Regions from separate parts of the Mus musculus genome. Here region 1 is linked to region 2. Evidence: chromatin loops called from intact Hi-C (ENCODE). Cell type or tissue: heart. All regions are shown on one strand. Each heading gives the region's core, and the rest is flanking DNA. Links, peaks and the distances in the headings are about the cores only.

Region 1 (4,191 bases), core at 958-3,457, 79 kb before region 2:
CACCTCAAAGGGGCTTGATTAATGTTTTCTTTCGCGAAGGCTGAGGAAGCTTCCAGCGTGGTGGCACAGACAGACATAGCTGGGAACAGATGATCGCCCGCTTTCCCACTTCCGGCCACCACCGAGAGCAGAAAGGAACCTCACTGGTCCCTAGTGACCTGCGGGGCCTCTGCGGAGATTCCAATCCTCCACACTTCCTCTCCCCATTGTTTTCATTCACATTAAAAAGAAACATCAAGAATTTTCATCAGAGCCTCCAGAAGGAAGATTCTGTTTGGAGTGGAAAGAAGCATGTGCTGTCCGATGAAGCAAACCCCTCAAGGGGACGGAAGTATAAGGCAGAGCGTGTCCCACTGACCCTCATTACCAACAGAGTCTTCAGAAGGGGATGAAACTCGCCATCCCTAAAGATGTAGCTTACGAATCATTCTTAAGTACCAACGGCCTATTAGCTTCTGTTGGAAAATTCCAGATCTTTTCTTACACACCCTTGAAGATTATAAACACAGGTTGAAAATGTTCCATGTGGCTGGGCATGTAGCTTGTTGGCAAAATCCTTGCCTATCACGTATGAAGCTCTGGCCAGATAGGCAAACCAAAGACAACACTTTCTACAGCTAAGTGTAGCCAAGATGAGGTTTTTAAGAGACCTCCACCTCCTGGGTACAAAGGCATAATGCAGGCCTTTAGCCGTCCATGAATTCTCTTGTTTTTAAATTTAATTTAACTTTGGTATTTTTGAAGCAGGGGCTTGCTGTGAAGCCCAGGCTGGCCTTGAATTCATTATGCAGCTCAAACTTGCAATCCTCCTGTCTCTGCTTCCAGAATGCATATGACCTCTTAAATGTTACAAAGCTCCTCTTCTTTGGCAAGTGTGGTTTCCATTTACATTCTAAGCTATATATTATTGTGTATTCCATAATGGCACTTCTTTCATAAAATGATCACAGCACCAGCCAGTTTAGAATATTCTAAATGAAGAATAAAAAGAACACACACTCTCTCAGGTTTACCACATTGTAGATTTTAAAAAATTCATCCCTGGCATGATGGCTTCTATTAGCGAAAGCCAGAGTCCACCTAACTATCGGTGGCTTTTGTCAGAACCTTCCCAAGAAGCCACTTCAGCTTTTCTCTTAGGGTGTACAAGGGGCTCCCTGTTTCCCGGCAGCTTCTGAGATGGCAGTTTGGGTCATCCTGGAACTGACATCACCAGTTGCTGACATTCCAATCCTGTTTTCTCCCCTATGGGGACACTTTTTTCAGACCTGTAGCTCACCCCTTACTACCCACACCTGACTCGTGGGCCACTGAGTCACTTCCTGTCTTTCAGACTTGCTGCTAAACTTCTCTTTGTAAGAACAACATTAAATACAAGTTTAATGAATATTGCAACAGAAACAGAATGGCCTTTCAACAACTGTAGGCTAATAAACACAGAGCCCACTGTGGGTTCCTGGAATCTTTTGAGGTTAGGATATGAGAGGGAATTCACCAAAGACTTATCGGTGACTTGGCCAGTGATTTCCACCTGCCAGTGATTCCCAGATGTGCCAGAGACCTCAGAGGTTGCTTGTGGAGGTGGCAAGCGCTTAGTGTATCCAGATGTAAAGACTTTCCCGCCTCCAGGGTGAGTGGAAGACACATTTGTAGTCGTTAGAGATAACAAGCACATTAAGCACAGAAAACTCTGCCTCATTGGATGTTTGAATCCCCAGTGGCCACCCTATGTCTGGAAAACTGTAGAGGTATAGCCAGCATTATATAGAATACACACTTAAAAATAAAAAATGAGTAGTTAGTTAGTTCTGGAGAAAATTCCTGGGTACTATTTTTACACACACACACACACACACACACACACACACACACACACACACACACCCTCACTCTAAAAATTACTCAAAAACTCTTTTGTCTCTTGTGTTCATTTCTGTTTCCATGGAAGCCACCCAACTTTCAGCAGGCACCACACCAAGCTAGATTGTGTAACGGCTGCTTTTGAAAAGGATTCAATTTTTCCCCTTTAAACGACTATTTCAGTTGACCTAAGAGGTTTCTTTTAGCGCTGTTTAGTTTTAGAGAATTAAGTGCATTTAAAAGGCAACTGGGGGTTTTCAAGACTTGAAGGGCAAATCCCCTAAGGGGCTCCCAGCCAGGTGGCTCTGTGTTCCTGACCCCAGTCTACCCACGAGGAAAGCTCTTGTGCCTGTCCGACCATCAGTCCATGAAAATGACAACTACGAGGGGCTTTCCCTTGATAAAACTCCTGCAAAAGCCTCTGTATGCCTGCATTTATTTTCAGTCTAAATTCAAGTTCTAGGCTGAAGATTCACAGCACTACTTGATATTTCTTTTTAAATTATTCCTTTTTATTGGGACAGGCAGAGTCTGTCAGGTATGAGGCAAAGATTCTCAGGTCTTGTATTCCTGCTTCTCTTATGGCATTTAAACAGGTTCTATTTCTTCGAATTTTCTTTTCTAAAAAATTTAACTGTCATGGGCAAGGAGCTTGATGTAGCACAAAACCATAAGGAAGAGTCACATACCACATTAATAGCAGGTACAGAGTACCTAAGCAGGAGGTTCCAGAGTAAGCTCATCTTTAAAAATACTGGTACTTGGCCAGGCAGTAGTTGTGCACGCCTTTAGTCTCAGCACTGGGGAGGTAGAAGCAGGAGGACCTCTGTGAATTCTAGGCTAGCCTGGTCTACAGAGTGAGTTTTAAGCGATTAGGGCTACATAGTAAGACCTTGTATCTCACAAACAAACAAACAAACAAACAAACAAATTTGCGTTCTAGCTATTTCTCAAGGCAAAAATAAATGAAATAGAAATAAAAAGTGTTACTTATTTTAGGTAAATACTTAAGGCAATATCAGGTACTAAATATTTAGGCATTGTTTAGATGCTTTTAAAGTCAGAACCTCTGCCGTCCTTCTGGAGTTGAACCCTCCTGGTTTCAGGATGCTGGCTGCTCTGCTCACCCTGGTTTGGCCTATGCTCGGTGCCCTGGGGTTTGGCAAGTGAGAAGTAGGCAAGTGACAAACCTGACTGAAACCAGCCTTTTAATGTTATTGTAAAAATGGCAGACCGCACCTGACCCTAGATTTTTTTTTTTTCTTTTTTGTTATTTTAGAATCTGGCTTCCCAGTGCTCCTTAGGATGAAAACAAGCTTCCTGTTGTGTAAGCTATACTGTGATATGTGAAGCTAAGGAATTCCTCTTTGGCTAAAGTTCTATCCTGGGCAGTGAGTCCCAGCTTGGGATTTTTTTTTTTTAATAACCAGAATGCGGTTTGCATAAAATGTATTACAAAGATGAACTATGAAAGCCAAAAGGCCAATGTTTTTAAGCATGCAGCTCTTGGCCACCGTGATGGACTAGCGGTGAAGGACGTGGGTCTGGGATGGTCCTGCTATGCTTGATATAACCATGCAGAAAGAAGTGTTTAATCAAAGCAAAAGCAGAAGCAAAACCTTCAGTTTCATTCCGATGCTCTGCATTACGCAAATTTCAAATAAAAAAAAAAAAAAGCTTTGGAAATTTGTAAACAATTTGCAAGGTATATTTGATCACATCATGAATTGCTCCTAAAGCAAAAATAGGTCAGAAATTATATCCACCTTTTCATCTTTTTAAGTGTTCGTTTCTTGGGAAAGCTTTGGTGATACAGCTGCTAAAGGTCACAAGAAGAGTGACTTTAAGATGATTTAAATCTACTTTTTAAAAATGATTTTATTGCTCGCAGTCTATAGTTTATAAGGTCAGAAGATGAAGGGGAACAAGACCTTCTAGAGTGCAGGGCTTTGATAAGGCAGGTTATTATTTCAGGGGTGAGTTGAGAGGGGTCTAATGAAGTGACTCCAAAGAGCAGCTTGCCAGCTGTGTGACTGTCTGCAAAACCTGACCCTTCCCAACATCGAGCCTTACCGGGAAGAGGAAGGCGCTCCGAAAGTCTTTGCAGAGGGCTGAGAATCTTGTGATTTGGGAAATGAAACTCTGATGTAGTACATATAATCAGAGACACCCATGCCACTGGGATAATGTCACAGACTCCAGAGAAGATAAGCCTTGTCCTTCTGTCATGGCTGCCTGAGGGTAGACAATGGCCACACCTACGCCAACTAGATGAAGGAAAACCCCCCGAGAGTGCCAGGGAATAGCATGGAATGCTGAGGTTTATCTGAC
Region 2 (4,191 bases), core at 1,165-3,664:
CTAATGGGGTGCTTGCTCTCCGTACTTACATGTCTTTGGTATATTATAGAACCCCAAGCCTACTAGAGGGCCAGCGTTTTATCTAGCATTCATTATAAAAGCCCAAACACAGTACAGTTCGGTGAAGAGCACAAGTTTCAGGATTTGTGTTCAAATGCCAGTCCTCCTATAGGGATCTGCCTCTGTTTTCTCATCTTTACAATGGATCTAAAGCGGCACCTAACTATAAGCACTTTTTCTGAGAGAAAAATAAATTAGCATTCATAATTCTCACAGCCTGATATGTTGCAAATTTTAGCATCCTGGGCTGTGAGACCACACCAACCTATCAATATAGTATATCCAATAAAATCACTTTGTACCTGCTCACTAAACATTGTGCGATATTCACCCATCATGAGTTCTGGATCACTAGAGGTAGGATTCTTTCCTGTTTCCTACCTGTAGCTTTTAATGTTTAGGAATTCATTGGCTCCAATCATTCCATTACCCCATTAAAAACAAAACAAACAACCAAAAAAAACAAAAACAAAAACAAACAAACAAACAAAAAAAAAAACCAAGGAACCTCCTCACATTTTCTAAGTATGAAAAAAATAAAACACAGAAATACGGTGTCCATATATAAGAATGACCCACTTTCACCAAGAATGGTAATTCACCCAAAACAACCATTATCCCAAAGGAACATGTCAATGACTAACAATACATATAAAGAAGATTGGAAACTTCCAGTGTCCATAGGATTATATACCTAATGCCCAATACACTCCCATTGTAAGTAGTTTCTCAATAGAAGATGGAGCTGGTTCTTATTCTCAACTGAATGTATTTTTAAATCGAGCCACAGGGAATACTTTTGTTTCCATTCAAGTGAGACTTGCACACAGAGTTCATGGAGTGACTTAATATCCTTCCTGCAATCATACTGGTATGCCGCGCCAGTATCCTTCACACATAGCCAGTTCCTGAACCTTCGCAAACAAATGCCCATTTCCAAGGAAACAATCTCATTAAATGTCGCTGCTAGAATGTGTATTGTTCCTTTTGGAGACATTACAGTGAGATCTTTTAAGATTACAGACTTTAACTTCCCCTCTAAAATTCAATATAATCTCAAATTCATTTATCTAACTGGGAACGGTATTTTCATAATAGCTCTTGAAAATTCCTGGTAGGGCCAATGTAATAGTTTAGTTAGGTTTGTAGTTAAGAGCTAGGTGACTATTTACTGACTGTGGATGGATGTGTCTGTCTCTTAAATGGGTATCTTCAAATTTGTACCACACAGGGCATGTCATAAGCTTTAAGCCTTAAAAAAAAAATCCATGAGTTTTATTAATGTTTGAGGTACAAGAGTTTTTAATGTTTTCCCTTGAGAATAGAAAAGGATCACTTAGCAGCCTGTAATCAGTACTGTCAACCTGCCTTAGGAAACCAGTGCTCCTAAGTGTGTGTAGTCATAGGCTCTGTTTTGAGGTGAAGAGTCACATTTATCCTTTAGCAAGAAAACGGTGTCAACAAATCAGTGGTGACTATGCACACAAGCACACTGACAGGAAGAGACTGTAATTCAAGTTGTCAGTCCAATGGCCTTAAGCTTAGATTCTTACTGTTTTCCTTCAATGAAGATGTACTATAAACGCTGGGCCATTAGTCGCCAGCTCTCTCACTAATTAAACAAACAAGTGTCCACTTTTAAATATGACCACAGTATGAGTTTACCTGCAGAAAAGCTCCCCAAGACACACACTGAGTAAACCTTTCTCATTTGCTCTGTTGACACACAGAGGATTAGGAATTCATGATTCACGTTCTACTGGGGATATTTTCGTTAGTTATGAGGCGCTCGGTGCTGTGACAGACTGCTTAGAACCGAAGTCTAAAGTTATCTGAAAGAGTTCCACGCAGCGTGGCATAAGAATCCGTGCGGTGTACAGCGCAAACAATAACTTTGTAAGCAGCACAAGACAGAGCCAACAGAAATAAGCGGCACCTTGGCAGTGCCCGCAACTCACCTTGCTGGATTTTAGTCACTAGGTGATGGCGTGCTAGGATCCGGCTCATCCTGTAGGGAGAGCGTCTGGCAGTCTGATCAAATCGCAAGTACATCTCCTGGCTCTCAGGTGTCAAGGGGTTTAGATAGTAGCAGCCTGCAGCCGGCGTCCTGGGCACCTGGCTGAACATCTCGGGAGAGTTTCCACTGCCACCTCAGCTGCCGGTGGCTCTTCGCAGCTGTCTCCAGCCTCAGTCAATGGAGCCCCAGGAGAGAGCCACAGACCCAGCGATTTTTAAAAAAGAAAAAGGAGTGCCAAAAGCCACAAGTCAGAATTCCAACCCTTCGGGGCTCTCATGTGACCTCGTGAGCCAATCATAGGACAAGGAGAAAGTATTGGGCGTGTCCCGGCCGAACGCGACCGCGAGGCTGTACCAGCAGCTGAGGAGTTCCTTCAAGCTGCGCTTAAAGCTGATAGAGAATTGGAAGCGCCTGGGGCTGACTAAGCCCCCCAACCCCAGAGCTGAAAGAGGAGAGGGACACAGAAGACAGGAGAGGTCGAACAAGCCCTGGCATAGGAACCTTTTGAGGTCATGAAAGTTAGAGAAAGAGTTTTTGGCTTTCCTAAAGCCAGCAGCAACTAGGTTTAATTTGAAAAAAAAAAAAAAAAAAGAAAGAAAAAAAGAAAAAAGAAAAGAAAAGAAAGAAAAAGATAGCTGTGCTACCTGCAGCTGTGTATTTGAAACACACCATTTCAAGTTAAGTATGGGCCGCTGGGTATAAAATACTAGCCTCATTACAACGGAATTAATTAGATAAAACGTTTCCAAAGAAAAACAAACTTTTGGATCATATTTTGACACTAAAGGTCAATAAAGACCCTGTGGACCAACATGGGATGGGGACATCAAAGGCTTTTACAGAAAAGACCCAAAGAGACAACCTGAACTCCCTGCCACGCTCCTTTAATTTGTCTACTTCCCCCAGTTTTTAAACACCACTAAACAACTGCAAAGCGCTAGTCATATTGAAGCCGCTGCCAGGAATCACTACACAGGATGCAGGTGGCCTTGCAAAGACCCAGTATAAGCTGCTGATCCATGGGAATATAGTGGAAACTTCTAGTAAGTGCTTATAAAGGCTTATAGTAAGTAGTCAGATGTGAAACGGTCTCAATTTAAGAAGAAAACAAGAGAGAAGTCTACCACAGGGCTAGCGGAACATTATTTCTGAGAGAAATAACCAGAGAGACTGGTTTTAAAAAACAGAACCAAAATACCCAAACCAAACAACAACAGAAACAAGAGTCTGGGAGTCCTGACAGGAGAAGCTGGGGAGAGCTCTTTCTGCAGGAGAGTTCTGTGTCCACATGCATACAGGGGAGAGCCAGAGTGTGCCGGGAAAGAAACTGCTAGTCAGTTTAACCATAGCTGAGGAACCATATGAGAGCAGTCAGAATTTCTCCTCTCCAGTTTTTTCCTCTTTAGAAGTGTTTGATGCAAACAACAACAACAACAACCACCACAAAAGGTAGAAGAAACTTTACTGAATTCTAAGCCTGGAGCTGAATGAATAGAGTTCACACACACACACACACACACACACACACACACACACACACAGAGGTTGGTCTTACTTTTGACTGACTTAAAATGAAACGACCTAGCTTATAACTAGACACTTTCAGCAGAAAGTTTAATTGGGAGGCAGAGAGAGGGTTCAGTGGCTAAGAACGCTGGCTACACTCCCACAGTACTTGGTTGGGTTCCCAGCACCCAAACAGCAGTTCATAAGTGCCTATGGTTCTAGTTCCAGGGACCAGACAACCTTCTCTGGTGTCTGTGGGTGGTACACACACATGCATTCAGGCACATAGGCATACACATAAAACAAAGAAATTCTTAAAAAAGTTTAACACGACTCCAGTTAAGATCTTGCTTCTCATTGCTTCACTCTGCTCATCAACAATTAGTGCCTTTCCCTGTGGAAATCTTTGCTGGCCTGATTTTTATAATTTTCTCTCGTCGTCACAGTGAACGAGCCTCATTTGATGACTATAAAAAAAGAGGCAAGATAGTTTTCAGGCATAAAGAGAGACAATGTTACAGGATCGGATCATGGGCTTTGTGTTCTTATTGGGATCTGAAGAGTTTGTTCTCCCATAGATTTGTAGAAGGTACGAGGCATGTATGTAA

The links. Peaks named below come from ENCODE experiments on the same cell type or tissue, not always from the same donor. Only the 100,000 strongest peaks of a DNase experiment are listed, where the experiment ranks them.
Region 1: a loop joins it to region 2, with 2.0 times the contacts of the local background. A loop is called at or near these places in 1 of 42 quality-filtered maps.

What each region holds. Positions count from the first base shown.
Region 1 is chr5:151,108,645-151,112,835 of GRCm38, forward strand. All of the region lies in intron 1 of Stard13 (StAR-related lipid transfer (START) domain containing 13), which reads right to left. Among named protein-coding and RNA genes, the nearest start is that of Stard13, 79 kb to the right of the region's middle. In heart, for the core only: no CTCF peak of the experiment used is centred there; a DNase peak (open chromatin) is centred at 2,037.
Region 2 is chr5:151,187,908-151,192,098 of GRCm38, forward strand. Stard13 (StAR-related lipid transfer (START) domain containing 13) reads right to left here and starts at 2,286. Exons shown (of 14, transcript NM_146258.2): 1 at 2,019-2,286. The coding sequence starts at 2,187. In heart, for the core only: no CTCF peak of the experiment used is centred there; DNase peaks (open chromatin) are centred at 2,384 and 3,024; H3K4me3 peaks cover 1,346 bases; H3K27ac peaks cover 775 bases.